2 separate regions of the Mus musculus genome follow, and region 1 is linked to region 2. Evidence: chromatin loops called from intact Hi-C (ENCODE). Cell type or tissue: left cerebral cortex. All regions are shown on one strand. Links, peaks and the distances in the headings refer to the core of each region. The heading gives the core; the rest is flanking DNA.

The links. Peaks named below come from ENCODE experiments on the same cell type or tissue, not always from the same donor. Only the 100,000 strongest peaks of a DNase experiment are listed, where the experiment ranks them.
Region 1: a loop joins it to region 2, with 7 times the contacts of the local background. A loop is called at or near these places in 14 of 42 quality-filtered maps.

Annotation. Positions count from the first base shown.
Region 1 is chr12:5,133,396-5,149,828 of GRCm38, reverse strand. Klhl29 (kelch-like 29) reads left to right here. Exons shown (of 14, transcript NM_001164493.1): 4 at 9,121-9,262; 5 at 11,894-12,406. Among named protein-coding and RNA genes, the nearest start is that of Gm51980, 140 kb to the left of the region's middle. In left cerebral cortex, for the core only: CTCF peaks have their summits at 6,835 (motif pointing left), 8,552 (motif pointing right) and 13,315 (motif pointing right); DNase peaks (open chromatin) are centred at 7,637, 8,602, 10,375, 13,320 and 1 more place; H3K27ac peaks cover 1,586 bases.
Region 2 is chr12:5,020,682-5,037,114 of GRCm38, reverse strand. Atad2b (ATPase family, AAA domain containing 2B) reads right to left here. Exons shown (of 28, transcript NM_001362349.1): 23 at 12,411-12,533; 24 at 9,935-10,072; 25 at 4,939-5,622; 26 at 2,955-3,082; 27 at 2,519-2,647. Among named protein-coding and RNA genes, the nearest start is that of Atad2b, 110 kb to the right of the region's middle. In left cerebral cortex, for the core only: a CTCF peak has its summit at 7,907 (motif pointing left); a DNase peak (open chromatin) is centred at 7,883; H3K27ac peaks cover 427 bases.

The DNA.
Region 1 (16,433 bases), core at 5,505-13,504, 110 kb before region 2:
TTCATCTAGAGTTCACCTTTAGCTCAGTTCACACAGTGGTACAAGCATGGCAAGTGACTAGTAGTCCCAGACATTTACAGGTGGCCCTCAGGACTTCACACAAAGTCTGGGGGGGGGGGGGGGTCACACAGCAGGGTCCCAACCAAGATAGACCTCTGAAGTTCTTCTGTCTTCTACCTCAGCTGAGCCTGTCACTGAAGTCTCTCCCTCCTTGCTAAGCCCCTCCCCTCCACCCACTCGTTTGCATCCTCTGTACCCACCCAGGCTCCTAGAGGGGTCATTTACCCTCCAGAGACATCATCATATTCTGTAATATGATTGGAATCTGAATATATATTTAAAATGACAAGATGGAAATTAAAATTTAAATAAAGAATTACTTTTCTATAAGTTCTCTGAAAGCAGTAATTTAGCAGCAAATTGATAGAGAAAGGTAAGCGCTGGTCCTTTAAACCGTCGTGCGGGTTTCCGGCAGCCGAGCCAGAAGTGTCTCAATTTAACACATCATTGGTTAGTATTATTAGAAATTTCATCAGGCTCTGCAGTGCATTCTGGTGGGGCTCAGAAGGGGAGGCAGGGGCACAGGCCGGAGGCCAAGAGAGACCACCCTGGTTACAGAAGGTAAGGGGGTCACAGGAGACCCACCCCAGCACCAAGTGGGGCTTTAACTGTGCTTGTCTTGTTTGTGGCTCAAAGGCAATCAGAAATAAGATCTGAGGTACTCTTAGGTACCGTTAGCTCCTCGCACAGGATTGCAGGTCAACACATCTTCTAACGCAGTGACTCTCAACCCTCCAATGCTCAGAATCTTTAATACAGTTCCTCATGTTGTGGTGACCCCCACCATAACATGATTTTTGTTGCCACTTCATAACTGTCATTTTGCTAATGATATGAGTCCTAATGTAAATATCCGTGTTTTCCGATGGTCTTAGGCTACCCCAGTGAAAGGGCCATTCAACCTATGGGTTGAGAACTGCTGCTCTAACCCCTGGAAACCTAAGCCCAAAGCCAGAGTCTTCGACAGGGGCCTCACCAAGAAGTTGGCTCTCATGAATCACGTGAGCAAGGCCCCTAAATTTATCCCAGTCAAGATCCAACAGGCAGCTATAGCCACTAGAACCCCAGACTAGGCACAGCCCTAGGGACATAGACACGAAGACCACCATTGCTCCCCAAGGTAGGGCTAATTCAGCACCATTGTAGACTTGTTAAAGTTGCACATTTTGGTGATCCCTTACTCCAAAGCAACAGAATCAGAACTTCTAGGGCTATGGTCTATTTCTAGGAAACCTCCAGGACGTATCTCAATCACGTGCCTCGTGTTGGAGACCACTGTGGTGGTGGCAGCTGGACAGCTGAACCACTATACTCTGGAAAGAAAAGGCCTAACAGTCTGGAAACTTACTCATGGGCTGAATCTAAAAGCACCCAGGCACCAAAAGTTCTCACACCCATACATGGCCTCCACCAGGAGCACACCATTCCTTTAACTAAGACTTGCCTTCCTCAGGTATGTGATTTTGCTAACAATAGGAATCACAAGATAAATATCTGGAAAGTGGGTGCACTCTGTCTTCAGTCCTCACCACTTTCTACGTGGGGACCCGAGCATCGGGAAAGTCCTATACGTCTTTCAGGACAGGCACACTTAGAAGGAAAGAAAAAGTAAACCATTTGCCAAGAAAGGCTGTCCCCACTGTGCTCAGCCACGGAGCTGACACCTGCTGTCCTGTAATTGATTCCCCAGAGCAACCCAAGGGCTGGTGGTCAGAGATGCCTGAATCCTACTCAGTCTGCCACCTACAGGAACCAGTCCCTGCTGTTCTCAGAGAAGCAAGGGGAGTGATAACTACCAGGTATAAAAACAAAAGTAAAATGGCAATTTTCACCTCTCCCAAACTCATGAGCTTCCAAATCCATGGGTTTCTGCCACCTCTCTATGTAGTGAGTGTGCAGACTCAGAGCTGTGAACCTCCCAGGGTGACTCATACTTCAGACCTACTCTTATTAGCAAGGCCGGTCAAATTATTCTGCCCTGACTGTTAGCAGAGCTACCAAGCAAGGTTTTCAGAGGAAGGGTGCCTAAAATGAGCAGGGCAGTCAGAAAACGTGGCTCTGTCAACAGTGGAGCCCAAGCCAGCGAAATGTGTATCACCACCTGCAGTAATAGCTAGGAGCTAAAGGCGTGGGCCCACCAGATGTGTCTTTCCAGGTTGGGTGGTTACTTCAGGGAGTCCTGAGGAGAGAACAGGGCTGCAGATCAAGGTCAGAGTGTTGCAAGTTCACTGCTGGCATTTTCTTCCCCATGACTTCTCAGCTTTTCATCCAAGGCCACTTTACTCCCACCACCCATCTGGGGCAGCTCCAAGGAAGGCTGCATGCACTTGTTTTTGTAGTTACAGGGTAACAGCCCCTTCTGTGTTTATGCTGCCCCAAATCCTCTGTGAAATGCTGGAGGATGCTGACAACACGGGATGTGTTTGCCAAGAGCAACACACAAGTGACTTTCAGTCTCTTGTAGTTTACAATATACACAGTAAAGTGTATATCTCGGATTTTTTTTCTTTTTCTTTTCTTTCTCTATATCTAGTTTGTTTGTTTATTTGTTGTTAGTAGCTTAATAGTATTTTCTAATATCTCACAAATTGTGTGTAGGGACGCAGAAAGACTGGTTGAGACCATTCTTCGGTATCTATGTTTATGCCAGTCACCAGGTAGTACTCATTGATTCCATGTCTGGCCTAAAGGGCAGAAGCTGTGAGTGGTTCTAAAACAAAGAGCTAGAGGGAGGGGAGATAGCTCAGTCAGTCAAGTGCTTGCTGGTCAAGTTTGAAGATCTGAGTTCAGTTTAAGGAAATTAAAAGCAGGGAGGGTAGAACATCTCACTCCTGCAATCCCAGCAGTGAAGACTCGGATACTGAGGGGTCCCTGGGGCTGGCTGATCTGCTGACCAGCCAGGTGGGTGAAACAATGAGAGATGCTGTCTCAAAAATGAGATGGAAAGTGATTGAGGAAGACACCCAACATCAACCTCTGACTCTGCATACGTGTGCACATACGACACTCACACACACTCACACAGGCTCAGAGTGAGTGTAATGGCACACACCCATGATCTACCAGCAGTTCTAAGCCTATGTTTTCTTTTTTCAATTTGAATTATGTAGTGCATTGACATGTTGAAGGCTAAGAGGCCCCTTGGCCTGCACAGCTACCGTTTTCCCTGTGTACCTCCATTACTTCTGGCAGAGGCAGGTAGATGCCTGAGTTCAAGGCCAGCCTGGACTACAAAGCTAGGACAGCCAGGGCAACACAGAGAAACCCTGCCTTCAAAACAAAACAAAAGACACCTTGCAAGAATCAGTTCTCTCTCCCTACCTTGTGGGTCCCAGGATCAAACCCAGGTCATCAAGTTTGGTGACAAGCACTTTTACCCCCTGAGCCATTTCACCAGCCAAGCGATGCTGACCTTCTGATTCTCCTGCCTACATTTTCTGAGGTCTGGGATTGCAGAAGTGGATATCCACACTCAGTTTTATATAGTACTGGGAATCAGACTTGATGGCTACCTACATACCAGGCAAGGGCTCTTCCAACTGCGCTCCATCCTTAACACTTTTGTTGTTTGTTGGTTGTTGGGTGGATTTGGGTTTGCTTTGCTTTGTTTTGTGTTGCGTTCTTTTGTTCTTGAGACAAGTCCTGCTATGTGGCTCTACCTGACATGCAATTGTTTATATAACCTGAACTCACAACAGTCCTCTTACCTCAGACTCCTGAGTGCTGGGATTACAAGCCTCCCTGGCTGTTGTGCCTTTTCTTAGCTGTGGCATGGGTGCTGCCATTAACAAAAGTAGGAATAAGGTGTCATGTGACTCTGCTCCCCAAAGTATCTCTTCAAGCTATGTCATGCAAGCCCCTGAACCAAGTTGGGGTACCCCATGGCACTGTTTGTAACTCTCTCCAGGGCCAGACCTTGACCACAGCTGAACCTGGGCCCCCAGTAGTGCTTATGGACCAGAGTAAGAACAAAAGCAAACTGTGGAATTGGGGGTCAGATTCCAGGCACTCTTCCAGGAAGGGGATTCTTATACCTGAGGGGACGAGTGGTGGCATGGGGTGTACCCATCTCAGTGACACTCAGGAGATGCAGCCACGCTAGCTGTGTGTTCCACCCAGTGACAAGGCATCTAGACCTGTAGGTTCTAGCCTGGCAACAGGTCTGTAAGATGTAGGTGCCATCATCAGCCACATGACCTGAGAAATGGGGCATGTGAGGGGATGAACTAGGCCTGTCCTGTGTCAAGGGTAGAAATGTGCCAGTTGACAAGGGTCTCTTGAGAGTAAATACTCAATCCTGCTGAGCTGTTGTGACCCACTGCCAGCTCATCTATTCTGGAAGCTTTCTAGGACTTCCTGGCTCTTTTGATACCTTTGGGAAGAGTGGATGGTATGTATTTGGAACTTGCCAGGATATATTTATGTCCTTAGCAAGAGTCAGCCTCAACTTCCTGCACCTCCACCATACCTAGGCACTCAAGGAGAGGTGGAGGGGGATCAACACTTTCTGGTTATTGTAAGTGGATTAGGTTAGCCAAGCCTCTGAGCAGCCTCCAGTAGCCTCCAGGGCTATGGAGTCAGCCAGTGGTCCCCAGCAAGGAGAAGCAGATTATCCATGCCTCTGCCCCATGGCCTGTGTGTGTCACGCTTCCTCCTGAAGCACGCGCTGCAGAGTCATTCATTCCTTAAATGAGAAGTGATGTCACTGCTCTCGTCCTGCGGAGAGCTATGCCAGGCATAGCACCTGTTGGGCCAGGTCTTCATGGAGTCTGCCTGGCAGGACCGGGTCAACAGGACCTCCTGGCAGTGTGCAGAGCACTGTGGTGATGGAGAGTTGAGATGGGACTCTGAATTCCCATCATCGCTCAAACCTTCCTGACCACTTGGTCGCCTCAAATATTTGTGATGTTTTTGTGCAAAGTAGAGATAAGTCCTCTTTCTGGTTGGACTGACCAGCAGAAAACAGGCTGTCTGGCTGCAGTAGACGTGTGAATGTCCAGAGGAAGCAGAAGGCCTTCCATGGGAGTTCAAGTACCTCTGCCTCCCAGCTGGTGCCATCTCCCTCGACCCCTCTTCCAGGGATCTTTGTATTCTGAGAGCAACACTGTGGATCCTGTGAAACTCTGTACCTGGTCTCCCCAGGCTGGAAGAGGGTAACCCTCCTGCTCTGGGAAGCTGCTGGGGGCTCTGGGAGGGCAGCCCAATGCCAGCAGGTGCTTTCAGCCTGTGCAGCCACCTCACAGAGTTTCAGCCATAAAGGACCCAGGTCTTTAGTGTTCTTCAGTCTCTGAAAGAAGCAGGATGCTGTCAGCCACCGTAAAAATGTGACCTTTGAAAATTTACAAGAGCCGAGGTTTAAAAAGCTGCTGTGTTAATGATGCATCCCATTAGCATCTCATTAAAGGGAAGCTGGGGGAAAACCAGCTCAAGCCCAGTGATGGGCAGATAGGGCCAGCCTGCAGAGCCAGCAAGGGAGAGCTATAATGGCTGGCCTCTCCTGATGAATACCATCACTTTACCGGAACAGAAGCCAGGGCCAGGGAAAGGTGGCTTCCCAGATGTCCCAGAGAGTGACAGCGGAAGAAAATGGGAAGTGAAGGAGGCCCTGCCCAGCCCATTTCTTCAGGGAAGCTGGTCTTTCTTGTACTGGCAGCCCACCCTCTACCCAACCCCACCCCCACCCCCTCTTCCACCCCCTCCCCCACCTCAGTCCTGCTCTCCTTCTCTAAGGCAAGCCCTCATTTGAGCTCAAGAAAAGCCTGGATTGCTCCTTGGGATTCCAGATGTGTGAGAATTCAAGACTATGATAGGGAAATTCAGAGCTAGAATCACAGATCCATACAGGGTCCCAGACCTTTGGAGTCTGCATCTGCATGTGCTTATTCGGGGGGTGGGGGTCTAGAACCCTTGACAGGAAGAGAGGCCCCTGTGGTCAGTCTCCCTGCCTCACATACTACTGGTCAGTCCATATATGGCTCACCTGGAAGCCCTGGGCCTCTCAGCAAAGGGCACTCCTGCATCTAAGTTGTTTGTTGACAGAATCAAGAAAGGAATATTCACTTGACTGCTTTAATAAAATAAAATTTCTGAACTGCAAATTGCTTGCAGCTTAAGATGTTGCTAGCGCAGAGCAGAAAGAATGTGAGTGGTTTTATTTATCATTCCTAAAGGGGCGGGGAATGAACTTCAGAGCGGCTTTCTTTACTCTAAGAAACACTTGTATTTCATAATAGACACAGAGACAAACAGGAGGCTGGCAGCTGGGTAGTCATCTACCCCCATCACCATCACCACCCCCACCACCATCACCACCACCACCACCAACACCACCCTCCCATGGCTCTGGATCAGCCTATGCAGACCCAGAGTACCCTGCTTCTGTTTGGGGTACAGGGGGGGTTGCATTGTTCAGAGGCATTTACCCGCTGGTCCATCTGAGAGCAAGGCCTGGGTCTGATTACCATCACCCACCTCACCACTGCCCTGGCCGGTTCATAAAACAAGACCCCAGCCCAATAGTTATTTGCCAAGACATGAATAAGCCGGTGCATAAGCTTATTTGTGGGGAGAAGTGTGCTATTTTTCAAGTTCAGAAACCCCTCTAATTTGGGGGCCAACATTAGAACTCCCAGTTTTATAGCACAGAACCTGATGACCCAAACTCAAGAAAACTGAGATCCAGCAGTGCAGGGAGAGGACTCAGAAATCTTAAACCAAGCTGTTTGCTATCTGGGAAACCTCTGGGTTATGGGCAGCAGAGAGGAGCTGCAGCGCCCCCTCCTGACAGAAAAGGTTTCCACATTGTCAGCCAACAGGCTTGCTAGCTAGGAGGCTGGAGAATGGGGGCGGGGTCCCAGCATCCAAATGTGCCCTCTAGACAAGGCTCTTGAATAGGCAAAGCATAGCCTCCTTCCCGCTCAGGTGCCTCAGATTTCAAGAACAATTTCTGTGTCTCAAAACCCACCAGGATCCTGGAACCTGGGAATAGAGGAAGGACTGCAGCTTGCTAGATGGTTTCTGCCTCCAGACGGAGCATGTGTTAAAAGTTGACTCTTAAGAGAACTCTGAGAAGGCCTCCCCAATATTTCCTATGCGTCATCACGATTATGGCTCTCTCCCAATATGGCTATATTCCCCTTTTGTATACTACTCCCCACCCCCACCTCCTCATCCATGCCACAAGCAAGAGAAGGGCCTCTGGTCAGGATGCTTGTCTGATCAGCTTAAGATGTTGCTAACACAGAGCAGAAAGAATGTGAGTGCTTGGGAGACTCTTCCTCTGCTCATGTTCTGTTCACAGAAGCGGAGCATTTGAAGTACAGGCCAGAGGTAAAGTGCAGCCTAATGCAATTAGCTCAGTTCCGCCCGGGTCTCAATGCTGCCTGGCTCCTGCTCTCTCAGCAGGCCCTGCTACAAGGCACCGTGTACCAAAGTGTGATCCAGCAAAACTCCAGAAGCCCTGCCCAGCCTCCTGACCACGTTACCCAGGGGACTCACCCTGCACAAGGGCCGCACAGGGAGCTCTGCCTCCAGCTTCATCACTGAGTCAGGCACTCACCAGAACATGCTATAAGAAATGTGACTTTCATCTGAAGATGCTTCTGAGAGTCCCTGGAGAACGTCTGCCCCTCATCCCAGTTCTCATGCTGCCACAGGCCTGACTGGGTGTTTAGGAGCTGTTATGACTCATCTCAAAGCCAACGCCACAGAGATCCTCGCCCCCTTTGTATCCCAGTTTTCTTATCCCAGCCTCTACAGTATGTTTAGGATTTTAAAACTATTTATAAATAACGGCCATTGAAGGAAATTTAGTCTTTAGATGTAGTGATACACAACTGCAATCCAAGCACTTGGTAGTGAGAGATAGGAAGGCCGTGGGTTCAAGGGCAGGCCGGAATACAAACCCTTTTAAAAAAAAATCTGGGGGTGGGGTCAGTGGTAGAACACCTGTAAAACTGGTACAGTACCCTGAGTTCAGTCCCCAGAACCATTCATTTTGAGAAATGCATACGAGTGTAGAGAAGAAGACACCCATAATCCTCTCATCCAAGGATAATGTCTCGCCAACATTTGGGTCGTCCATCTCTCATTGGTCAGCACCAGGACAGTTCATAGGGAGATCACACGGGTCTAATCTTGTGGTCTGGTTTTCCTCATCAAATCACAGTGGGAACACTGTGCCTTCTCATTATAAATTTCTAGACAGTATACTTCTTAGTAACCAATGTCCTCTCAGGAACTGTGTCTGGGGGAGGCCAGTGTCACCTGAGGTTTGCTTTCATTCTGAGGGCCTGTCTCTTGTTCATCTCAGAAAGTGAGCTCACAACAGCACTCTCTGAGGTGCCCTGGGTCCTTCCTACCTGGGGCTGTAGCCTGACCTGTCCAGCCAACTCCCATAACTCCCTCCCTTTCTCCATGGGACACCTGGATCCCAAGAGCATGTGTAAACAAACAGTGTGGGAAACTGGGGATGATCATGCAGTGGCCCTCGCTTGCCACCTGATGGTGGTATTCTGCAGAACATTTGCTACCTCATTAGGAATTCTCTGTCAAAGCCACAAGTCCTGGTAGTCTGAGAATAAGCAGGTACAGTCAGTGCTCTCAGCACATGCCCTGGATACGTGGGTAGCATTTGGGTTATCGTGGGTGACTGACAGTCTGAGGGCCGAGGTGTCCCTCCAACCAGAGTATAGAGTGCTCTATCAGTTACACTAGTCCCCTGGGATAGGCTGCTATAGAGATACATGGTAAGGCACTGGCTTAGAGTTCCTGGAGGCCAGGGGCTCATCAGATGCAAACCTGCAGATACTCTGTCCTGATATCCCATGATCCCTCTGGGAAAAGAGGCAAGGGTCCCAGGGTTAGTGGGGCTGGATACAGGCACTCTTGTGCTCTCTCTCTCTCTCTCTCTCTCTCTCTCTCTCTCTCTCTCTCTCTCTCTCTCTCCCCTCATGAGCCCAGTAGATAAAGCTCACGTTTCAAGGATACTGCTGAGGGAACATGTTCCAGACACGGTCCTAGAACAGCCCATGCTTACCATTCTCTTCTGCTTCCCCACAGGCTCCCGGCATCTCCAAAGCTGACAATCAGTCTCAAGGACTCACGACCAGCATCCGATGGGGGCAGACGCCTGTCAATCAGTCCACGCCCTGGGACACTGATGAGCCGCCCTCCAAACAGATGAGGGAGAGCGACAATCCAGGTGAGTGTTCATCAGCTGACAGAGACACACTGACTAGCTGGGTGCTCTGTTCTTCTCTAGAGGCCCTGACCCATGAGTCTGCAGAAGCCCAGACGCTGGGCTTAGGATGTGTGGGACACCAAGTTTCTCAAGCCACACTTCCGGGGAGATGTTATTGGCTTGAGCATAGTTGCATGAGCACCAGGATGCTCTAGCCCCAGGACTGGAATTTCTTCTGCAGCATCTTGGTCCTCCTCTGGCAGCTCTGACCTTTCACGGCTCCTGGAGCCCCCTAATCCCCCTTTGGTACACATACCTGGAGACACCCGCAGCTCCACATCTTCTGCACAAGCCCATCAGTCCTAAGATCCATGAGTTCCTGTCCCTTCACTTTCCAGACAATTGTTCCACATCCCTCTAGAGTGCAGAGCACAACTCGGTGCTAACAGCCTACGTACTGCCTGACCAGTATTCTTCCTTCAGCACCTCCACATTGGTCATTACAGCCCTCACTCATAGCTCTTCAACCCACAGACATATCATATCTTGACCCAACAGTAAGACTCAAGGGTGTCACAAGGCCACCTCTTCATAATTGGGCTCAGGCACCTGGGTTTGGGGACACAAGACAAATATCTCCAATCTCTACCAAACCGGGGGGGGGGGCACTGTAATTTCAGGGGGGGGGCACTGTAATTTCAGGGGGGGGGCACTGTAATTTCAGGTGCTGTGTTTTGTTTTGGGTTCTTTTCTTTTCCTTTTTCTGTGCTCTGTTCCCAGTTTGCCCCCAAATTGTCCTCTGTAGCCCATCCTGGTAGCTACCAAGCCATTGACTAAAAACAGTGATCAGAGCTTGCAGTGAGTGACTTAGACCCTCTCTGTAGGTCTCCAGCCTCTTTCAGGCATCCATCTCATCAAAATATGAATCATCTTCATGGCATAGCATCTTGAAGCTATCTGGGGCTTTGTCAGCCAGCTTCTGGCATTTTGATGCATGTTTCTAGGCTTCCTAGCCAGTCCTGGGGAGCACTGAGTTTGGGGTGGCAGGCCTTGGCCTTGAGACATCCGGCCAGACTGGCTCGTGGTGATCTCACTTCCTCTGTTTAGCTTGAACATGTCCCCTCTCAGCAGCCTATTCTAGAATCTAGCCAGCAATACTTTGCCAATGTTTCTTGCCTTGCAGGCTCCCTCCCTCATTACGCAAACCATAAATATTTCTTGCACATTATTGTGTGCCTTATTCTGCATGTGATCACAAGGCTTGCAGCCGTCCCACATGCTGTGATTATGTGCCTGCAGCAGAGGAGGAAACTAACATGGGACAAGTGTGCATGTCACTTACCCAGAACCAGAACCAGGACTCAGAGGTGTCTCCTTCTGACCCCTCATCCTCACTCAGAGCCCCTGCTGGTTTGAGTGTCACTGTGCCCTCTGGGCTCCTTCCCTCCTCCTCATCTAATGTCTGAGAGGGAACTCCCAGCCCTTCCTCCAGGGCTCCCAGTCTCCTGCCTCTGTCTCCTCGTTCTCAGCTTATACCCTAACCTCAGAGGAACTGAACTGGGCAATGGGGCCCCAAGTGAAGGCTCAGTAAGTCAGAGGTGACCCAGACTAGACTTCTCTGTCATATCTTTCAGCTTCCTCACAAGCCTCCTGGGTCACCTCCAGGTCAATGAATCTCCAGGTAGACAGAGGTCCTGCTCTACCTGACCTGGCCCAACCAGCCTCTCATCTTGCATTATATCCTAAGAGTGGTGCCTGGAATTCCTTATCCAACTAAAATTACCCAAAGAGCCAAACTAGACTCCTCCTGTTTCCAACAGGGCTGGCTGTGTGAAGGGTATTTGAAACAAAGCCTAGAGTCCCTTTAAATCTCTTCCAAGATTTCCCAGACTCCATCCACCTGTGCCTGGGGACGCCTTGCCCCCTTTGAACTTCTCTGCACTCAGCTGAAACCCCAGCAAACTGTGTCCACTGCCAGCCTCCTCTTTGACCTCATGGTGGGAGTCAAATTCTCCAGCAAAGGATGCCTTACAACGCAAGTGACCATTGTTGCTTTTTACTCAGGAATGCTCTGCCGGCATCTGCTTTTCAGTCCAGATGAACAGAAAACAAAGAATGATGCTCAGAGAAGCCAGGCTTTCCTTACCAGGGCACTTAGCTCACAGGCAGAAGAGCTGATGTGAGCTGAGGTCTCTTTGAACACCTCTGGTTATTTTCCTTCTACTTCCTTGTTTCTCATTTTTTCCCAAACAGATCTTTCTTCTCTCTCTGGACCCCCTACAGTCATTTGTCACTTGTTCATATCCTATAGGGTACCTAGTCCCACAACTGTCACTACACATTCTTTGTTTTGTTTTTTAGGGCAAAGTCTTACTATATGGCCTTGGTTGGTCTGGAACTCGCTATATAAACCAGGCTAACCTCAAACTCGTAGAGCTCCGCTTTGCCTCAGCCTCCGTGCAGAATGCTGAAATTAAAGGCATGCACCCCATACCCTGTTTTATCACATTCATAAACCGTTAAGTGCTTGAACATGAGCCTATTAACCACTGATGTTACTCCAGGTCCCAGCCCAAGGCCTGGGACAGTTGGTATTTGTTGAATGACTGACTGTAACTGACAGAATAACATTTTTTTCCATCTCCCTTACAGGCACAGGGCCATGGGTGACCACGGTGGCCGCTGGAAACCAGCCTTCCCTGATCACACACTCCTATGGAGTGACCCAGCCTCCCACCTTCAGTCCTGCTGTGAACGTCCAGGCCCCCGTCATCGGGGTGACTCCCTCACTGCCTCCCCATGTGGGACCCCAGCTCCCGCTGATACCAGGCCACTACTCACTCCCACAGCCGCCCTCCCAACCGCTGAGCAGTGTGGTGGTGAACATGCCTGCTCAGGCCCTGTATGCCAGCCCTCAGCCCCTGGCAGTATCCACTTTGCCTGGAGTAGGGCAGGTATCCCGCCCGGGACCCACCCCTGTGGGCAACGGCCACATGGCAGGGCCCCTGCTGCCTCCACCTCCACCAGCCCAGCCGTCCGCAGCTCTCCCCAGTAGTGTTCCTGCCACCAATGGGCCGCCCACAACAGACTCGGCCCATGGGCTGCAAATGCTTCGGACCATTGGAGTGGGGAAGTATGAGTTCACCGACCCAGGGCACCCTAAAGGTAAGTTCTGCTGTCACTCACACCCACTGTGTGCCTGGTCACTCCAACACAGTGATGTCAGGAGTATGTTTGGTGGTAGCTCTTCCGTTGGCCTCATCTAACTGTGGCAGGAACTCCCTATTTAGTCGGGGAATTCAGGCAGAAAGCCAATGGGGAGGCTTAGACAAGCAACAGCAGGATTCACAAAGTGAGGGGGGGAAAGATGAGAAAAAGAAGGAAGGAAGGAAGGAAGGAAGGAAGGAAGGAAGGAAGGAAGGAAGGAAGGAAGGAAGGAAGGAAGGAAGGAAGGAAAGAGGAGCCTGAAAGTCCAGAACCCAGGCCATGTTCACCTCTGCCTCCCAGGCTAGACCAAGAGCTACCCACTCCTCTTAGGGGTCACTACAACAGTCCATGGAGGCCTTTACCAATTTCCATCCATAAAGACATTCACAACACTATCTGCCCATGCCTGTGGACAAGGCTTCTCCACCAAACTACCAACACAAGCCGGACCAGGGCTCAGGCTTTTTCCTACCACCCTGAACCATTTGAGGTTTGGGTTTTTAAGGACTGACAGCAGACTCTTAGGAGTCCCTGGGAAGAACAGCTCTGGACTGGCCTTCACAGGATGCTAGCCCCCAGTCCTAGGGGACTTTCCTTGCAAGGATCTCAGGTGGTTCCTTGGGACCAGAAGCTGGGGAAGGGAGAACTGTAACACAGTTCTGAGCACAAGCTCCAGCATATGCAGAACAGGAGGGTCAGGAGGGGTCTTTGAGACTCCCTGTCTTAGATTTGCCTTCTCCCAATGCAGGAACATCCCCAGACAGGCCAGGATTTGATGTGCAGAGGGAGGTTGTCAGGAGGAGGCAAGACAGTCTTTGTCAAGCACTCTGGGCTGCTAGGGTGTCCATGCTTCCTTCAAAGGTACCAGTAGGTGGCGCTAGAGAGTGCACACAACTAGCCATGGCTTGTCCACAGAATCCCTGCAAGTCCATCTCAGAGGTCCCTGCCTCTTAGCAGAGTAATCCTGCAGTTAGTCATTCTCTGCCCACCGTTCTCCAGACGCTTGTCCCTGTCCTGCTGAGCCATTCTCCAGTCTTGCTGAGCACTCCAGCAACAAAGCACATGCCTAGCTCGCTATGGGGTTTCATGTACCTGTGTGTGCTGTGACTGCCTTTGTTTGGGAAATCAGAACTAGTTTTAAATGACAAAATTATAGAAAATTACATTTTAAAAAATCTGGTAAACTCTTGCTTTGTTTAAAATCTATTTTTATAGAGAGAAACCAAATTGATTTCTTTGAACTATTTTGGTTTAGCAACCCTTCTCTTTAAAATGTGAGAGAGAGAGAGAGAGAGAGAGAGAGAGAGAAGAGACTCCACCCAAAAGAACAAAGGCACGCATGTGCTTGTGCAAGCACACATAAAACCCTCACTCCCCAGCACTTGAGAGGCAGAGGCAGGCGGATTTCTGAGTTCAAGGCCAGCCTGGTCTACAGAGCGAGTTCCAAGACAGCAGCCAGGGCTCTACGGAGAAACCCTGTCTCGAAAAAAAGAAAAAAACCCTCACTCCCATTTTATGAGCTATCAACTCTGACACAAGAGACTGTGGCGTCCCAGATGTCCAAGGCTATCCCAAAGCTGGAAGCACCAAGCAGCTTCCGTGTCTCCCACAGTGAAAGCCTGCTAAGGCTAATGAAAGGTCTTGCTGACTTTTCAAGTTCAAGATATATATCTAGAGAAAAGGAACTGTTCGGTACAGAAGGGAACCAGCTTAGCTGGCCCTAGACTTCCCTGGTGTAGTGCTGGACACACACTGGGATCCATCTTTCTAAACACTGCTTGCTGGGAACAGGCTATCCCTGAACACCCTCACCCCTGAGATGGGGCGGCACAGATTAGTAAGGTCAGGCTCCTGAGCCTACCAGGTCAGTGAACCATTACAGAGCTGCTCCCAGGACAACTTTGGGAAACCAAAGGGTATGGCCTGACCTCTGTAGTCCCAAGTGTTATAGGTGGAAAAAGACAAGAGGAGACCCACACCACTTGCTACACAAATCCCTACAGGGTAGACTGAGTCTGAGCCCAGAAACACATTCTTGCCCATCTCCTTGGAGGATTTGGGGTCCTCCGGCCAGTGACCGTGGGTGACCTGTCCAGCACACTGATGTCCACCAGAGCAGCTAGTTCTCCAGAGATTACATTAATTCACCTGTCTCTTTATGGCCCTTGCTGGCAGGCAGGTCCCTTGTATTTGTGACAGAAGACAAAGGACTATACACGTACGAATGCTCAAGGCTCAAACCTGGGTGGGTTTTTTTAAAAGTAAATTCTCCTTTCATTTCTAATCTTAAAAGCCTTTATTGCTGAAGCTATAATTTATCTGTCAGGTCTAATGTCAAACAACTACATTTAGGGGGAAAAAAAAAAAGAAACCCAAATTTTGAAACCAAATCTTTGCAACTTGCCATAGGAAAGCCGTAATCCTCCTGACATCACCTCCAGGGTTTAGATTTGGGTCACTTTTAATTTTGCCCCCAAGGGATTTTACATCCCTGAAACCCAATTGACACTCCTAAATGACAGACAGCTGGCTCCAGGTGGAGACAGGAGGCACCACATGATGTTATCAACACAAATCAGAACTCTGCTTTAAAAAATAAAAATAAAAGGAAAGAAGAAAAAGAAAAGAACTTTCCTTTTCTCCTAGTCTCTGTTTGAAACCTTGCCCAACATTATAATAAGATCCACCATGCACTAGCTAGCTCATTACAGGCCTATGGTTTTTGCCTTACTATTGTTTGGTGAGACAATCTGGCCTCTCGTGGGGCTGAGTAATTATGCAGAGAGATCCCCTCATGAAGAACAGGTCTTGCCAGCCAGAGGAATGGGCCACCGGTATTTTTAGACTTCATTAGTGCCCTGATTTAAAATTTCACATTTTGTTTCTTGTAATTATCTTCTGATCGACTGCACGAAATTTTCAGTCGAGGCTCTATTAGTCTGCCTTCCCAAAAAGGGCGTTGGGACTTTAATTTAAAACTTAACCAATTGAAAAAAGAAAGGCGGTGTGCAAAATGCCTTTTGATTTGCAGTAGGTCAAGTGATTGTCTCTCATCTGTGACTAGAGACGCCAGCATGCCTGCGGTTTGCTTTAATGAGTGTTATTTAAATGCATTGAGCACATATAGATTTTCTTAAGAAACTTACAAGATAAATCTTTCTTTCTCTAAGAACAATTTGAGGGTGGGAACAAGCTGTGGAATTTTTTTTTTAGATTATATATTGAAAGGTAATTAAAAATAGATTTCATGTGTGCAAAGTAATAAGGGAAGAAAACAGAATTAGTTCCCTCTGAGTCTTTATAAAAGACCTGGTATGCTTGTCTTGTCATTAGATGGGGACAGACCTCTGGGCTGATGCTCTGGGAGAAGTACAGCCATACCCAGACCTATGTAAAGACTGAGGTCTAATGGCCTTGTTGCTAGCGATCACCAGGAGATCATAGCAGAAGTGTGCGCTAGGGGCAAGGTGATTTCTGTCATTTTTCATCAGGGAATGTTGGCTGTCGTGTTTTCTTCCTGAATGTCTGGAGAGAAAAGGGCTAATGGCACCTGCTCCCTTTCTCCCAGAGGGACACATATCTGTTCCGGTGTAGACAGCGTTGTAGGCATGGTGTAGGGACCATGGTGACCTATCTACAGAGTTGGGCTTCTCAGCCTCAGGACCAAAGAGCTTCATGATGATGAATGATTCTACATCCTTCGGTGGTTAGTTTTTCTCCTCCGCCCCTAACCCTAGACCTCTTGACCAAAGAGCTCTGTCCATCCTTGCAACTGCGTCCTGCATGGACCACAGCTACTCCAACTCCTGCAGCAGCAAAGACAGTATCTTTGGATATGTTCTGTGGGCTATATCTTAGAATGTATGCAGGTGGAATAGCGTTGTGACCAGAGTAAGCCTCCTGATACCTTGGAGACGCCTTTCCTTCACTTGTTCATGCCTGTCATCCTAGCATTCAGGGTGACCAAGGCAGGAAGACTGCTGTG
Region 2 (16,433 bases), core at 3,437-11,436:
TTAAAGTTTTTATAATAATCAGTGTGAAGCTATCTACCTCATAGAGATATTTACTACTATTAATTCAATTTCATTGTTTGTTATGGTTATTGGTCTATTTCATTTTTAAAAATATCCTTGAAGCCGGGTGTACACCTTTAATACCAGCACTCGGGAGGCAGAGGCAGGTATGCGCAGGCCAGCCTGGTCTACAAAGTGAGTTCCAGGACAGCCAGAACTACACAGAGAAACCCTGTCTCAACAACCAAAAAAAAAAGCCTTGAACTAGCAAGATGGCTCAGCAGGTAAAGACGTTTCCAAGCCTGAGGACCTGAGTTCAATCCCTAAGACCCACAAAGTAGAGGAAAAAAACCTACTCCCACAAGTTTACCTTTGAACTGCAATGTGCGCTGTCTCCTCAGTGGACTAGACCCCACTGCTTGACTGCATCTCTGGTATGGGCTGCTCTGTTAGTGCTGAGAGGTCTGGCCTATCGGTCTTCCAGTTACAAGAATGATTTCAAAGACTTCGTGGAGAAACCACAGCACCATGATGATGCTCACACCTAGCCTTGTTAGCAATGTATGATAAGACAAAGTACAGGACCACTAATGAAGTTCATCTACACAGGTGTAGTAGGGATGTTTAATGATTCTACTGCAGGTATGCGCAGAAGTAGAAGCTCCGACCCACAGCAGCATCCCGAGCTGTGAGTGCTTAAAGGTGGAAGCAGCTTGAGATGTTTCTCTCAGCTCTTATTACTTGTAGATATCTCACCACAGATCCAGGTGAGATGTGGGGCTGAAAATTTCATCTACAGTGAGATGCTCAAAAAACAAAACAAAACAAAACAAAACACCAGCAGAATGTGGCTAGTACCAAAGTTTTCTCTGCACTTTAGCCTGTGCACTTTGGCCACAGGCTATCAGTGACAGAACCAAAATAGTACAGACTGAGTGAAATATCACTCAGACCCACAGACTCACTTCTCTTTTGGTCTTGTTAGTAACAGACACTCATACAAGACAGTGAGAGAAGGGTCACAGGGATCCCACAAGAAATCCTGGCACTCCCAGGAAACTATATATGACAGGCTATATCCTAGGTCTCAGAGATCCACCTCCCCAAAGCCATGGCTCTTGTGGACGGCACCTGTGTTCCTCTCTGTACTGTAATGCCCTTTCCCCTGTGAGGTGGCACTCGCTGTGGTTTTACGTCAGTCATTACTGACATATGAGGCATAGCATATGAAGCAGCCAGAAGTTGAGAGGAGCTAGCACGGGGGGATGTATATGGGCTTTCCGCCTCTAGAGCAGTCTAAATTCAGAAAACTGGTCCGTTCTTTTAAGACAGCTGTGGAACTGGGAGAAGAGGGGACAGAATATTTTGCTTGCTATGCTGCAACTATCCCCGTTCTCTAGATTTTTCCAAGGCTTCTGTTTTCTTTAACACTAATGTTCAGCATTCCCATGGCCATCCCCTCAATATGGAGCTCTAATGCACCCGCTGTTCGGGGTCTTCGGCACGGTAGACCAAGTGTCTGGTGCATCTAATCAGTCATCTTGCCCTCAAAAATAATTTAAACGCCACCTTGTTTTGATTCAAATCGAATGCTCCGAAGGCTAAAGATGTGACTCAGTGGTAGAGTGCTTGCCTAGCTTATGCAAGGCCTGCTTGATGTTCAATGCCCAGTACCACAAGACAACAAATCTAATGTTACTGCACACACAAAATAAAATTATTTTATTTTAAATAACCATAGCCTCGCCACATAAATCTTTAATATCCTCAACACTGGAAATGTTTCTTTAAAACAGGAAATTTCTCATGCTTTGCATCCCAAACACCTAGCACAGTATCTGGCACTGAAAATTCTTGATAAATATTTCATAGCTAGGCCACCATATGAACTAATAAATGAACAAAGAAAATCAAAGTTGTTCATGAGCCCGTTCCCTGGACAGATGTAAGCACTGTAGTGAGTGGATGTGGGATTACAGTTGCTCAGGTGACACTAAAAAGCAAGAGTACAGACGAAATATGTAAAATATATGAAAAGAGACAGAAGCTCTTTTAAGAGGAAAAATTTCCCTTTGGTCCAGAGCCATATAGGAAAGAGAAGGAAAGGTCCCTGTCTAACCACGCAAGGTGAAGAAGGACAGTGCTGTCCGTCTGGCTGTTTACAAACAGAACAGTTTACAGTGCTTTTCCAATCCTACTTTTCTAGTGGATGGCAAACATGCCGCAAGCCCTACCTTCACATACACTTTGTTTGTTTGAAGACAGGGTTTCATGTACCCCAAACGAGCCTCAAACTAGGCAAGTGATGTACTACCACTAGCTACAGACTCAACCCCCAATTTTTCTAATCTTATATCATCAGAGCTTCAGTTACTTAGTAAAAAAAGTAATGGAATCAACACACATGTGTATTCATACACATTAAATCATTTAAAATGGGCTCAGAGAAGTACCTTTTCTTCTTTCTCCTTTAAGACGAGAAAAGCGCATACTCTACAGATGAAGTAGACACACTTACCTCCACAAGCTGAGATTTGTCATAATCTTTACGATGGCGGTAGATGCTCTGACTAAGGAGGGAATATAATCTCTCAAGCTGATCGACTGTCAGGTTGTTGCTTTTATCTACCAACAAATCAAGCAATTTCTGGGGGAGAGAGGAAAGAAATCCAAAGAAAGATGATAAGATGTAGTTGATCTATTGGTCAAACCAAAACTAGTATGTTCAAATCCTTAGACAAGAGGTACCATAAGACACAAAGTGACTGCTATGGTGAAACGATTCTAGACTTCAGTTTACTTATTTCAAACCCTCAGAATACACTTAACTCCTAGTTAGGAGAAGTCCCTAGGTTAAAGTAACAATTACCAAAAGTAATTTAATTAAACTGCTTTTACAAATATCCAAATATTATTCTGATCATTGAAAACGGACTGTCAAGGGGCAAGCATACCTGCAGTCTCTCGTGATCAACTACCAAAGGCGGCGCAGGCTCGGATGGCTCTTCTGGAACCAGTTCGAGGTTTGTTGGTTTTGCCTGCTCTAACAATAATTTACGATATTTTTTAACTTTAGAAGCACCTACAATTGAGAAGGGAAAAAATGTACTATAGTCAGTAAAAGTAAAAGAAAATCATTATTAAGCAAATATAAATTCTTTTTTCCATGACAAATATTTTTTGGAGTAAGAATGTGGTTTTCTAAAAATGGTAATACTTATTTGGGGTGCCTTCCTTTTTTAGTAAGAATAATCCAAAATTAAAGAAAACTAAACTGTACGTATGAAAGCAAAGTAATACTGAAATATCATGTGATACATATATTCATGAAAAAGAAACAAAAAGACCTCCTTGGCTCTAAGCACTTGGTTATAAAGGGTAAGAGATGGCTCAGTCAGTACAATATTTGCTCTGCAAGCATAAGGACCTGATCTGAGACCCCAATACCTCAGCTACAAAGACAGTTATGGCTACAAGTGCTGTACTCCAGTGCTGGGGGAGGTGGGTCTAGGATCAGTGCAACTTGCTGGCTGTTCACTTCTAGGTTCAGTGAGAGACTCTGTCTTTAGGGAATAGAGAGTGACAGATCAAGACACCTGTTGTCTTCCTTTGGCCTCTAAGCATGAACTGGGTATGAGTCCTTGCACATACACAACATACAGCACACACACACACACACACACACACACACACACACACACACACACACACGGCAGGGGACTTAAATAATACTTTTCTACTTCTCAATTCTATTACAGAGCTTAGAAAACTGGCAGGATAAATTTTTTTTTCAAAATGGCCTAAATTACAAACTAAAACTGTATTCCACACAATTTTACAGACATGTCACAATTTCAAGACAGCCTAGTATATATAGGAATAGAACCTATTCAGGTAGGAAACATACGTAATAGAGCAGATCTCCCAACTCACCCCATCCCACAGTGCAGTTAAGAATAATGGTGGGAAAAGATGAGCTAGATAACCTATACTTCCCTTTCCTGCTCTTCTTTGTATGTATGTATGTATGTATGTATGTATTTATTTATTTATTTATTTATTTGTTTGTTTATTTATTTGGTTTCCGAGATAGGGTTTTTCTGTATAGCCCTGGCTGTCCTGGAACTCACTCTGTAGACCAGGCTGGCCTCGAACTCAGAAATCCGCCTGCCTCTGCCTCCCGAGTGCTGGGATTAAAGGCGCACACTACCACGCCCGGCTCTTTTCTGCTCTTCTTAAGGAGATCATGAGAAGTCATGAGATGGTGGGGCCTACAGAAAGAACACTCTGCTTTCCTAAGTCGACAGTGCGTCCTACATCCTTTCCACTGTTCCCACAAAGCAATGAAACTTAGCTTAATTCTAGACATTCAGTCTCACAATGACCCCGTCCTCCCAGCAAAAACACTGCAACACATTAGCAACCAGGAGAGGCAGCTACTAACTACAAATCCCAGCAACAATTCATCCTGAAGTTTAATTTACAAAATTAAAAACAGGCACAGGGAATTAACTCAAAGTTGCACAATTAAATAAACAAGAGAATGGCTTAATCTCGGTTTATATGACTCTTTCTAGTATACCAGACTACTCTGCTATTCAAATCTTCTCCTGCCCCGCCCATTCTAAAAATTCTGCTGCCAGATTCCACCTTCTTTACATGTGTGAAATGACCCGGCTCATAACTGAAAAGTCTTTAGAATAAGGGTGACAGACAGACATAAAAAGAGTAAAAAGCCCAGAAAGCAGTGCATTCAGGAAACCTCTGAAACTCAGCAAAACCAAGTGTATCCACAGCTATTTATGGATTGGACTGTAAGATGTTAATGGCCACTCCCCTCTGAGAATCTGTTGTTTCTCCTAGAAAGCAGACAAAATAGGTAACGAATTAACTGTGGCATTTAACCCTTCAGAAACTGTGCTAAGACTTTAGCCCTACCTTCTCTATCCAGCTCTGTCTCTTTCCCCTCTGCATCAGGGCCAGGCTCGGGCTTCTCACTACTGCTACATTCCAGCACTTCTAGCTTCTCAGCAGCATCTCCACGATTTTCATTCCATGTTTCTGGTTTGTCTTTTAGTTGTTCCTCCAGAGCAATCTTTTGTTCAGAACTAGACTTTTCTCCACCATCAGGCAGAGGAACTACTTCAAGAACTCTGCCATTCTGACACTCCAGAACAGGAATTCCTTCAGAGCTGTCAGTGGAAGCCTCACCATTTAGACAGGTGCCTTTAAGGAAGGGCTCTTTCTTAGATGTCTGCTCGGGGTTGAGGGAACTGCTACTGTGGACGAGCAGAGATTCATTTGAACTCTCCTCTTCTGTTGATGCAAAGTTCTCTTTGGTGCCCGCTCCACTATTCAGCCTCTGACCCTGGTCCATATCCATGATGTCACATGAAGATTCATCGTTGGTCATAGATAAGTCTCCAGTCTCTTCTCCATTTTCCTCATGGCAATCAGTGCTTACCTCAAACTCTCCATTCTCCAGCAACTTCCTGTCCTCTGTATGGTCATAGTCTGTAAACTTGGTGTCTTCCTCATCTTTCTTTAAATTATTGACTTTCCTTTTCTTAATAATTCCTTTACCCCACTGTGATCGCCGCCTTGATTTTCTCCGGACTCGAACTGTTTGATAAGAAAGGGGGAGAGCATGTAAAACTTAAGAGTCTAATGTCTATTTTACATCATAGTAGACCCCTTCCAAAACAATAAACCTATACTGGCTAAATACAAACAAAAATTCTTGGCTGATGATATCCATGCTGACTAGTTGTCACAGCCTATAAGGAAAATGAAGTTAAAGATAAACTTGGATAAATGCTACCTTCTAATTTAATTTTACTTAGTATGAATTTGCTTGGCATTAACCTTTCTTACTACTACTGATTCTACTTTATAGCCATTTCTAATTTTCAACATTCAGGGATTAGCCATTTAATACATTTAGGGAATTATTATATTACCAAGCTGCCCAGAAAGCCTGGGGCCAGAGCATTGGATTTCTACCAGGAAGGTTGGTGTGTTGCCAGTAATAACACACAAAGATAGCACCTCAACTATGAAGAAAACAAAACAAAACCCTATAAGCTAATGCTGTGGGACCCAACAGTTACAGGTATCCCCACAAACAAACACACACTCTGCTGCCTCTCCTTACAGAAAAAGGTATCACCTACAGGATGGACAATCATGAACAGAAGACTATATTAGGCTACGTGAACAAACTGTTAACCATTTCCTCAAACACAAATGGTTTACTTAATCGAGTCAACTTGATACAAAGGTATCTCCAAATATGTAGACTAATCAAGCCTTCTACTATTAAGGCAACACCATCAACAAAATATCAAAAGTAAGCGTTTGGTCAATTAATTGAAAAAGGAGACCTATAAGAGCTGTATACAATAATTATCCTGAGTAGACAGCTGGGCTTCCAGGTGCTAAGTCAGAGCCAGGGATTTGTGATCTCCTTCATGTATATGAGAGGTAGCTGATGAAGCCGTTGGATTCCACTGGGAAACGTAGCTCTTAATAGAAGCTGATATTCTATCAGCAGTGTATAGTGGAGCCACACTACCATGTTAAGCCTTTAAACCCTTCCTGAGAGTAGATGAGGAGAAATTTAGTAATTATTACTCCTTACTTTGCAACTATCATCTCCAAAATTCAATTTACTTAATCATTTGGCTCAAAGTTTACTTTTTCTTAAAAATTCAATGTTTTAAAATTTTCTTTTCATGCTTTCTCTGTTTCTATTTTATAATTTATAGGTTAATTGGCACAAGGGGGAAATGTTTACATTAGTCTAATATTAAAAGCTGATATATAAGCTTAGGTGACAAGCATCTACAACAATCTCACTGTCTAAAACTGATATTGGCTACACTAGAAGGTAAAGGAGATGGGACATCTTGCTATAAAGATTTAAGGCTTTTACTGTGAACAACTAATTTTCAACACTAATCACTCTCATTTTTAGCCATGGGGAGGGAAACAAAAATAAGAATTCTCAGTCTACTTGTTAAGTCATGGAATTCCAGAGCAAGAAAAACCTGAACTCTACCCAATCTAGGCCTAGTTCAAGTCTTTATATGTAGCACACTATACAAAGGCCAGAAGCTCACTGAAGCAAGTATATTTCTTACTTAGTGTTCCATACTAGTTAATAAGAGAGAGTGGGTAGGCCCCACTCCAAAACCTAGCTGGGCAACACACACTAGAATCCATGGTGAAGAGTGGGTCGGGGGCTTGGACTCACAGTTGAGTAGTCAGGGAGGGAAAGACAAAGGAGTTGGGTGAGAGGAGGTTAATATTTCCAAAGTATGTATGAAATTTTCAAGAAATAAAAATATCATTGAGAGAAGAGAACATATTCTTATTCTTTGGGAACAAGAAGATGTTCTTCCTTCTATCACCTCTCCTAATAGCATTTTAGAAAAGTAAGAGAAACCATATAAGCACCATGAACATAGAACTTTTAGTTTGGGTGGATACATCTTCACAGTATGGAGCACGTGGTAGTTGTACATGTGTATGTGGACCGAATCCTTAGCATGCCACTTCCTTGTTTACCTAGGACGCTCTATTCAAACACCCATTTTGTCTGCTAAGCCATCCTGACTGCCCCAGCCTAAAACTTGTTAAGGCGAATGTTCAACTTTTCTCATTAGTAGACACTGATATCAAATCAGAGACTGTAAAGGACTTCAAAGTTTAAATGAGAGTACAATGTTGTATAAAGAGACACAATCTGAGATGCACACGACTTTTAAAGTCAAGCTTTATTGTGAGACTTTTTCCAAAGCCAAGACCTTAGAAAAGCAACTGTCCCTTTGGGACATTTAGTTAAGATTTGAGTGTGTTAAACTAACACAAGACAAATGCTGTGTCACGTGTGCCATCTACTGGTAAGAGGAAACAAAATCCCACTGCAGACTTTAAAACTATTTTAATATTTAAAGAACTTAAACATCTTCTAAGAATGTATTTGCATCTCGTCCCCCCACCCCCACCCATATGTGTGCTCATGCATGTGCAACGCGTGCACTGTGTTCAGGTGACAACTTTCAGTAGGCATTCTCTCCTTCCTTCCTTTGGGGTCTAAGAAGCAAATTCAAGTGCTCAGGCTTACTCAGAAAGCACTTTTGTTTACTCAGATATCTTTCCTGAACAAACCAAAACCTTTGAAGGAGAATATTTGATGTATCTCATGAGTAAACATTAATATCAAATTCAGACTATAAAGGACTTAAAGTTTAAATAGTGCACAATGTTACATAATGGGACACAATCTGAGATTACAGCTTGGACAGATAGTCTTTACTGGTTTCATAGCAACTAAATGCATCCTTTTTAAAACTTGCTCCATATAAATGCTACTTTCCAAAGAGGTCAATGTGGGTGTGTGCAGCTCCCAGACCTCATCAGAGAAGTTTCTCTGCAGCTCATGGCTAACACAGAAACTTATAGCTGAACCAAGTGCAAAAACTAAGTACCCCTGGAGCTCAGCCACAAACGGGCTATCAGCATCACACCCTCTGCTACCCTGCTCTTCTCCACCCCTGGCTCAGGGACCCTTGCAGAAGAGAAGGTGGAAGGGTTGTAAAAGCCAGAGGGCAGGGAGAACCAGAAAAAAACGGTGTCTTCTGGACATCCCATGGTCACTACACCCATGAACTCAAGATGGCTGTGTTGTCTGCACAAGGTCAAGCCATGCAGCACAGAGGCAGGAGGCCTCAAACCCCACTGATAATTGATGTCCTTTGGAAGAGAAGAGAAAAAGAGACAGTTGGGTTTTTTATTTTTATTTTGAAATCCCTAGTAGGATTCCCCCATTCAGTGGAGAGTCCCATACCCAGTATAGATGGACTTGGTAAGTTATTTTATTTATTTATTTATTTATTAAAGAGCATGAAGTTGGGAAGGGTTGGGAATAAGGAATGGATCTGGGTGGAATTAAGAGGAGGAATGGGGTAAATATAGTCAAATTACATTGCATGAAATTCTCAAAGAGTTAATAGAAATATTACATTGTTTAAAAACATGACGATTGGGGCTGGTGAGATGGCTCAGTGGGTAAGAGCACCCGACTGCTCTTCCGAAGGTCCAGAGTTCAAATCCCAGCAACCAGATGGTGGCTCACAACCATCCCTAACGAGATCTGACTCCCTCTTCTGGAGTGTCTGAAGACAGCTACAGTGTACTTACATATAATAAATAAATAAATCTTTAAAAAAAAAAAAAGTGACGATTTGCTCCTTCAAACTCACTCACATTTGGTAAAAAGCATGCTACGGCCAGCTTTGTTGGCAAAGCAATATCATCACAGTTAGACCAAGAAAACAACATTTATCTTTCAAGGCAGGCAGCTTTTAGTGAAACACGAAGACTCCATCAGGAAGATGTCTATTAACATTTGTCTTTCAGAAAAATAATGGATCAGTATGAGTAAGTTTTTATGAAGAGCTAGAAGCTAGATTTTCCTTCTAAATACACCACACAAGGTTAAGACAAATTAGGCTACATGGATTTCTCAAATCAGCATTAGTTTTCCCTTAAAGGACCAAACTTTCTACTGCCAAACCAGCCATCTCCACGTGGTGCTCATTTATACTACATATCATACAAGGAGTGGGGTAAGAGTGAGCCAGAGGGATAAATGTACCTGTTGCCTCCATATCTCTATCCAAAGCTCAGTGTTCAACACCAAACATGTTTCAAGGGTTTTATTTATCAAAAAAAAAAAAAAAAAAAATTAAGTACAGAAAATATCAAGTAATGTTAAAGACAGAATCCTCATTCTAAATCTGACTTCCTAAGCTCCTCTCTGGAAAGGTGACCAAGACTAAAGAGCTATAGACAAAGGGCAGCTTTGTTGGTTGGCCACAGCAAGTCTTAGCTGTAGTTGCTACTGGGCAACACACTCACAAATACTCACATGCACATTTATTTGCAGAGTTGTGCCAGGCATCCATTGGGTTTCTCTGTTTGTGTCGAAACGCCTCTTCCACTCTAGTCTCTGTCTTGCGGGCACCAGCACCATGAGGAGTTATTTGTTCTGCTGTTACTGATAGGCCTGCAAGCAACAGAAAAGAACTACTTAGTTACATGTTCCCAGCTGCATAAGCTAATGCTGTTAGAAAAATCTGAAATATAACACTGAGTTTTAAAATCATTAATTATACCTGGACAGTTTGTAATTCTGGTGAAATTAGTACCTTTTGTTTTAAGATGAGAAAGTAAAATTGATATGAAATGATAAAAATAAAATACCTAGCAGGCCATGCTTATCCTTCAATGCTCAAAGGGGCCCGGCCCTATTTTCACTCATAATCCAAAGAGCTATTTCACAATATGACCATGAGATGATAGGTCTAAAAGTCATGAACCTATCTTACTTGTGTGTGTGTGTGTGTGTGTGTGTGTGTGTGTGTGTGTGTGTATTATGTTCAATCTAGCTCACTGCCTGTCACAGCACAATGTCCTACATTTCATTTCTTGGCTCCGTATTCCTAAGAGTCTGTTCCAATGCAGCTCTCTTCACTAGAACCTTTTCTTCCATGTGAACAGCTTCCTATACCTTAGCTTCTTATTCTAATCTACAAGGAGTATCTCTTGTGTATATAGTTTTTAAATAATGTTATATAATAATTCTCACATCTCTTTAATCCAAAGATCTCTAGCCTACTAGTCATATTTCTACTGCCTACCTGACCTTAGGTCAAACTGAAGATAACTAGTTCATCTTTATACACACAAACAAACACAAACAGTTTATCTTCTATAGTCCCTATTTTGACTGGCAGACTTGGTAACTACTCATTCATTCAGCCAGAAATAAATATTCGTTCCTTTCAAAGGGCCTTCTACAAGGCTAGAGATGCAGCTCATGTTGGCAGAATGCTTGCCTAGTGTGTTTATAGTCCCAGCTTTTAGGCTGAGAAAGAAAGGTAGGAAGGTTATTCTTGGCTTTACAGTGAATTTGAAGGTAGCCTAGGCTATATGAGTCCAAGTCGAGGAGTGGGAGGGAGGGAGGGAGGGAGACAGACAGGCCCACAAAGTGTTCTCTACACAGGGATCACTCATATGCTATTCTTGTTTAGCTCCATCCTTCATTAATTAAAATGTGTATTACTTCACCACCTTTTCCCCTAGTAGTCTGAGATACAATTTATGTAACATAAAAGTCATCTATTTTAAGCATACAATTAAATATTTTTATCAACTATACATTTCTGTAGCCATACACAGAAATCTAATTTGAGGTGCCTGTCTAGGCAGCCACCTGTCTGTTTCTCTCAACATACTTGCCATTTTACATGACGGTCTTTCATGACTGCCTTAATTCACACAGCCGTGCTTTTGAAGTCCTGTGTCATTGCACAGAAGACCGTGGACGTGGTATGCTGTGTTACTCACTAACCAGTAAGCGGACCCTTGTGCTGTCACTGTTATGTCTACCACCCCTACGGAACATTCACGTGCATGGTTCATGTGGGCACGCTTCTCTTGGATAGGTTCCAAGGAAGAGAACTACTGGATAATGCAGCAAATGCTGCCTCTGTGGAAACCCAAACATTAGCTTCCAAACTGGCGCTCACAGCTTTTAACTCAATCTCTCATTTTCCTACAGCACTGAGAATATGTTATTTCTTGCTGCTAAAGTGATCTAACCAATTCATTCCACTGCTTAAAATCCCTCGGTGGCTCTATTGCCACTGGCATTCTCCCCTCCTACTAAAGTTCCTCAAGGACACAGCTGTGCATCTAATAAACCATATGTTCAATTTTGTGTTTCTAATTAAAAATTATAAGTGTTAACAGACTGGAAAAATATTTGTTAAAAAAAGGTTTAAGTACTGATATTAGATGTGAAATGATGAAAACTAAGGTCTCTTCAGCTGTAAATGTAGACATAATACATAATCATTTAAGAATAGAAATCACTGATAAATAAAAGTATATCTGCAAAAAAAATTTCTCTAAGGGGGCTGGAGAGATGGCTCAGTGGTTAAGAGCACCAACTACTCTTCCAAAGGTCCTGAGTTCAAATCCCAACAACCACATGGTGGCTCACAACCATCTGTAATGAGATCTGATGCCCTCTTCTGGTATGTCTGAAGTCAGCTACAGAGTGCTTACATATAATAAACAAATAAATAACAATTTAAAAAAAGTTTTTTTCTCTAAGGAACACATTTCTCTATCATGCACCACTGCACTCAAATTGTCACAGGTGAAGTTTTGAGATGTCCTTGAGAACGTAACATGACCTATGTTGGTATCAGAAATTAGTAATTACAAGGTTATTAATGGAGACAGAGTGCCTCCTGGTGTGCTTGCTGTGTCACAGGAAGATGGCTATGAAACACAGAAGGCTTTGGTCGCATAGCATGTCTGCTTCTCTAACTTACCTCTCTTTATTCTTGCTTCCTTTATTTCTTCACAGAGCTTATTAAACTCAGGATCCAGCTCAGCTGCAATGATGGCATGTGCAGTGTCCTTCAGGGTACAAGCTCTGTGCCTAATAATTTTATCTGTTAAAAATATTGGCATAAATGTATTTTAGATAGAAATGGAATAAAATTAATGTAAGGTGCCTTAAAATAAAAGTAAAAAGATACAGACATTTAAATTATAAAAACATTTTTAGGTAAGAAAAGATTAACCTAAGAGGTGGGTAAAAATGCAAGGTACTCTATCAATAACTTTTAAGACCAACTTTTAAACCAAATAAGGTTTATTTTAAATTTCTAAAAATGATTTTCAATAAAAATTTTAAAGAATCTGGATAGTCACTATGTGCCCCAGAGTTGCTACCGACAAATGCCAGGAACTCAGGGGCCGGTGAGTTGTGCAAGCTTGGCACCCTGACTGCAGTCCCTGGAAGATAGAAGAGAATGAACTCCACAGAGGGGTTCTCTGACCCCACACACTTCCCATAGCAGGTGCATTCATGTACATGCACACACACAAAAGCACACAGTCTACTAATAAAACTAAAGGGAAAAGCTGTTTTTAAAAAGAGTAACTGAGCCGGACATGGTGACGCATGCCTTTAATCCCAGCACTCGGGAGGCAGAGGCAGGCAGATTTCAGAGTTCGAGGCCAGCCTGGTCTACAGAGTGAGTTCCAAGACAGCCAGGGCTATACAGAGAAACCCTGTCTCAGAAAACCGAAAAAAAAAAAAAAAAAAAAAAAAGAGTAACTGGTCAAAATTGTGCTAAAGAACACAAAATATTCTGAGTAAGAAAGATCTCTTTTAAAATGTGACAAAACCTGAAAAATATAGAAAATCTAAAGCATGGGAGATGGATGTAAATTGTAGGCAAGGCCAAACTTTCCAGAATGATCTGATAGTATAAAGTGTGCCTGCTTCACAGGTCACAGCAAAGACTGTGAGTAGTGCAGTGCCAGTGGGGCCCTCTGGAGCTACACGATCAACTCTCGATGTGAAAAGGCAAGCAGGACAAGGTAACTAGGACGGTCTGAAGCCTGCAAAGCACACTGTAAGGAGGTGAACGCAGGCCTCAGTTCAATGTCACTCTCTGCTGCGCAGCAAGTTCCAACCCAGGCTAGACAACTTAAGACCCTGTCTCAAAAACCAAACCCAAAACAAATGACAAAGAATGCAAAATTAAAAAAATATTTACTTCTCTCTCTAGCAAAAGCATAAATAAAAGAGTTTTTATTTATAAGATTTATGATTAGGAAGCCATAGAAAGCTTCTTGTGGAAATCTTATAAAGCCAAACACAGCTCTCTAAATGTTCATCCAACAAACACTGTCGACAATACTAGGAAAACTGAAGTAATGACTTTACAGTAATGGGGGGGGGGGAATCAGACATGCTTCCAATAAATTCAGACGACACAGGGAAGCAGCATTGAGTAAATCCCAGCTGGAGAGAAGACGCAGGAGCTAAGAGTGCTCGGTGCTATGCTAGAGGAGCAGAGTTCAGTTTAAAACTCAGATATAAACATCTTTACAATGCTGAGTGTGCCAATCCATAAATACATTATGTACCTTCATTTACTTAGCTCAAGAATTTTATCAGGCATTTTTATACCTTTCAATGTATATATTATATATCTTTTTGTCAGATTTCCTATTTGATGATAGAATTTGATAAGCTAGAACTTTTTTTAGACTTATTTATTGACATGTATGAGTGTTTATGGCTGCATGTATGCTTGTGCCCCATTTTTGTGTCTGGTGCCCAAGGAGGTAACAAGAGGGCATTAGAGATGGGGAGGATATGATCATAGATGTGTGTGCAACATACACTGGACAGGTGTCTGTGTCAAAAAATAAATATTCTACCAGGACAGCCAGAGCTATACAGAGAAACCCTGTCTCGAAAAACCAAAAAAAAAAAAATAAATAAATAAATAAATAAATAAATAAATATTCTAAAAAATAAATAAAAGTGATAAAGCTCCCAACAGTTGGGATTGTGTTATATATAAATATATGTTGAGGTATGAACCCCTAGTACTTAAAAATGTGACTGTATGTGGAAATAAGCCACGCTAAAGAGGTAACTAAGGTAAAAAGAGGGTGGGCTCTAATCCAAAGTGCCTGGTGCCCTTTTAAGAGGAAGTCTGGATACATTAGAAGTATACAAAGACAGAGAAAGAGCTCTAGTGAGAAAGCCATGTGGTGAAGCGTGAAGAGCACTCTCAGGAGAAACCAAATTTTCTGACTCACTTGAACTAATTCAACCCAACACTGTGAGGAAAACTTTTGTTGTTTAGGCTCCTGGTCTGTCATATTTTGTATGCTGATCCTAGCTGAGAAATACAATGACATATAGACTAATATATGGCATACTGGAGTTGTATTATCAATCTATCATAATACCAACACAATTACACATCTCTGTCTCGAGGAATAGGAACTGTCACAGACATTCTTATATACCAAGTACCCTGCTCAGTAAGTCGGGCATGACAGTCCTAGTTAAGTACTAACAGAAATAAATAGAAGTGAGTTTGGTTAAGTCTGAAATTCACGAGGTACACTATGACAGATCAAATTGGAAATGTACTGAGGGAGACTACAGACAGCTCCAAAAAAGTGAGTGACTCTGAGGACTATGATCCCATGTAATTGGTACAAAATGCTAGGATTCTGCAAAGACTTTAAGGACAAATTTTCAGCAAAATTAGTCAAATGATGATATGTCTAAGAATTATTTGTCCTAGAAGGGAAGGATGTTACAAAACCAATAGTGCAGAGTAGTCTAACTTAGTTCACTGTGTACCTATCCCAAAGATAATAATTAGTCAAATGCCTAGTCCTGGTCACATTCTGAAGCTATAAATTAAATCTCGTATCACTTCACATCTCCTTTCTACCACATTATCCATGTGTGAGAAATTCTGGTAAACATGTAGTCATTCATGTTTACTTCCAAAGACTTTTATCTTCTCTGTATAAGTAGTTCCCCCATGCCTCCGATGTGTGTTCTGCCGAGAAGAGCACTGTAAACATTTAAATAATAATGGGTTTTTTAAAGATTTATTTATTTATTTATTTATTTATTTAATGTATGTGAGTACACTGTAGCTGTCATCAGACACACCAGAAGAGGGCATCATTCCCGTTACAGATGGTTGTGAGCCACCATGTGGTTGCTGGGAATTGAACTCAGGACCTGTGGGAGACTAGTCAGTGCTCTTAACCGCTGAGTTATCTCCCCAGCCCAATCATGGGAGTTTCTAATACTAATACAACATTTATGCAATTTCTATATGCTACATAACAGACCCTGGGTTTGTTTTACAGATACATGCATAACAAGTGGCTCTGCTTCTAAGGAGAAAAAAATGCTCTCCTGGGTGGGGTGTGACCCAGCTGAAATGGCATTCCTGAACTATAACACGGCTTTGTATCAATCTTTAAAGAGCAGGGGAGGAAAGTCTCAGGGATATCAGGCAAGCAAACATGAGCCATGGCCTCTAGTAAAACCACCCCACTCTACAGTACAAGGTATACTGAATCAGAAAGCATTGCTTCTTCACTTAAATTTATATAAATATATAAAATATATCAATGGTGTCATCATAATTTATCTACTAGAGGGAAATTGGATTTATTTCCTCAACTATGCTTCTCTAACAAACATTTAGGTTCATTTTCATAATCCCTAGATTATTTCCAAATAGTGTGGTCCAGGAACTGTAATAAACACAAAGTGGGGGTCACTCGAGCAAATATGTATCAACAGCCAACCTTTAGTGAAATACTTCCCAAACGCAAAGAATCCCGCTAGAGGTTTAGTATGTTTCATTTGAACCACGCGGAAACACTGTAACATTCAATAATAAGATAATACACTTATCTACTCAACAACCCCAACTAAAAAGTTCTTTTGTTATCCCTACCCTATAGATGGAGTAACTAAGATTTAGAAAACTTAACTCATTACAGTT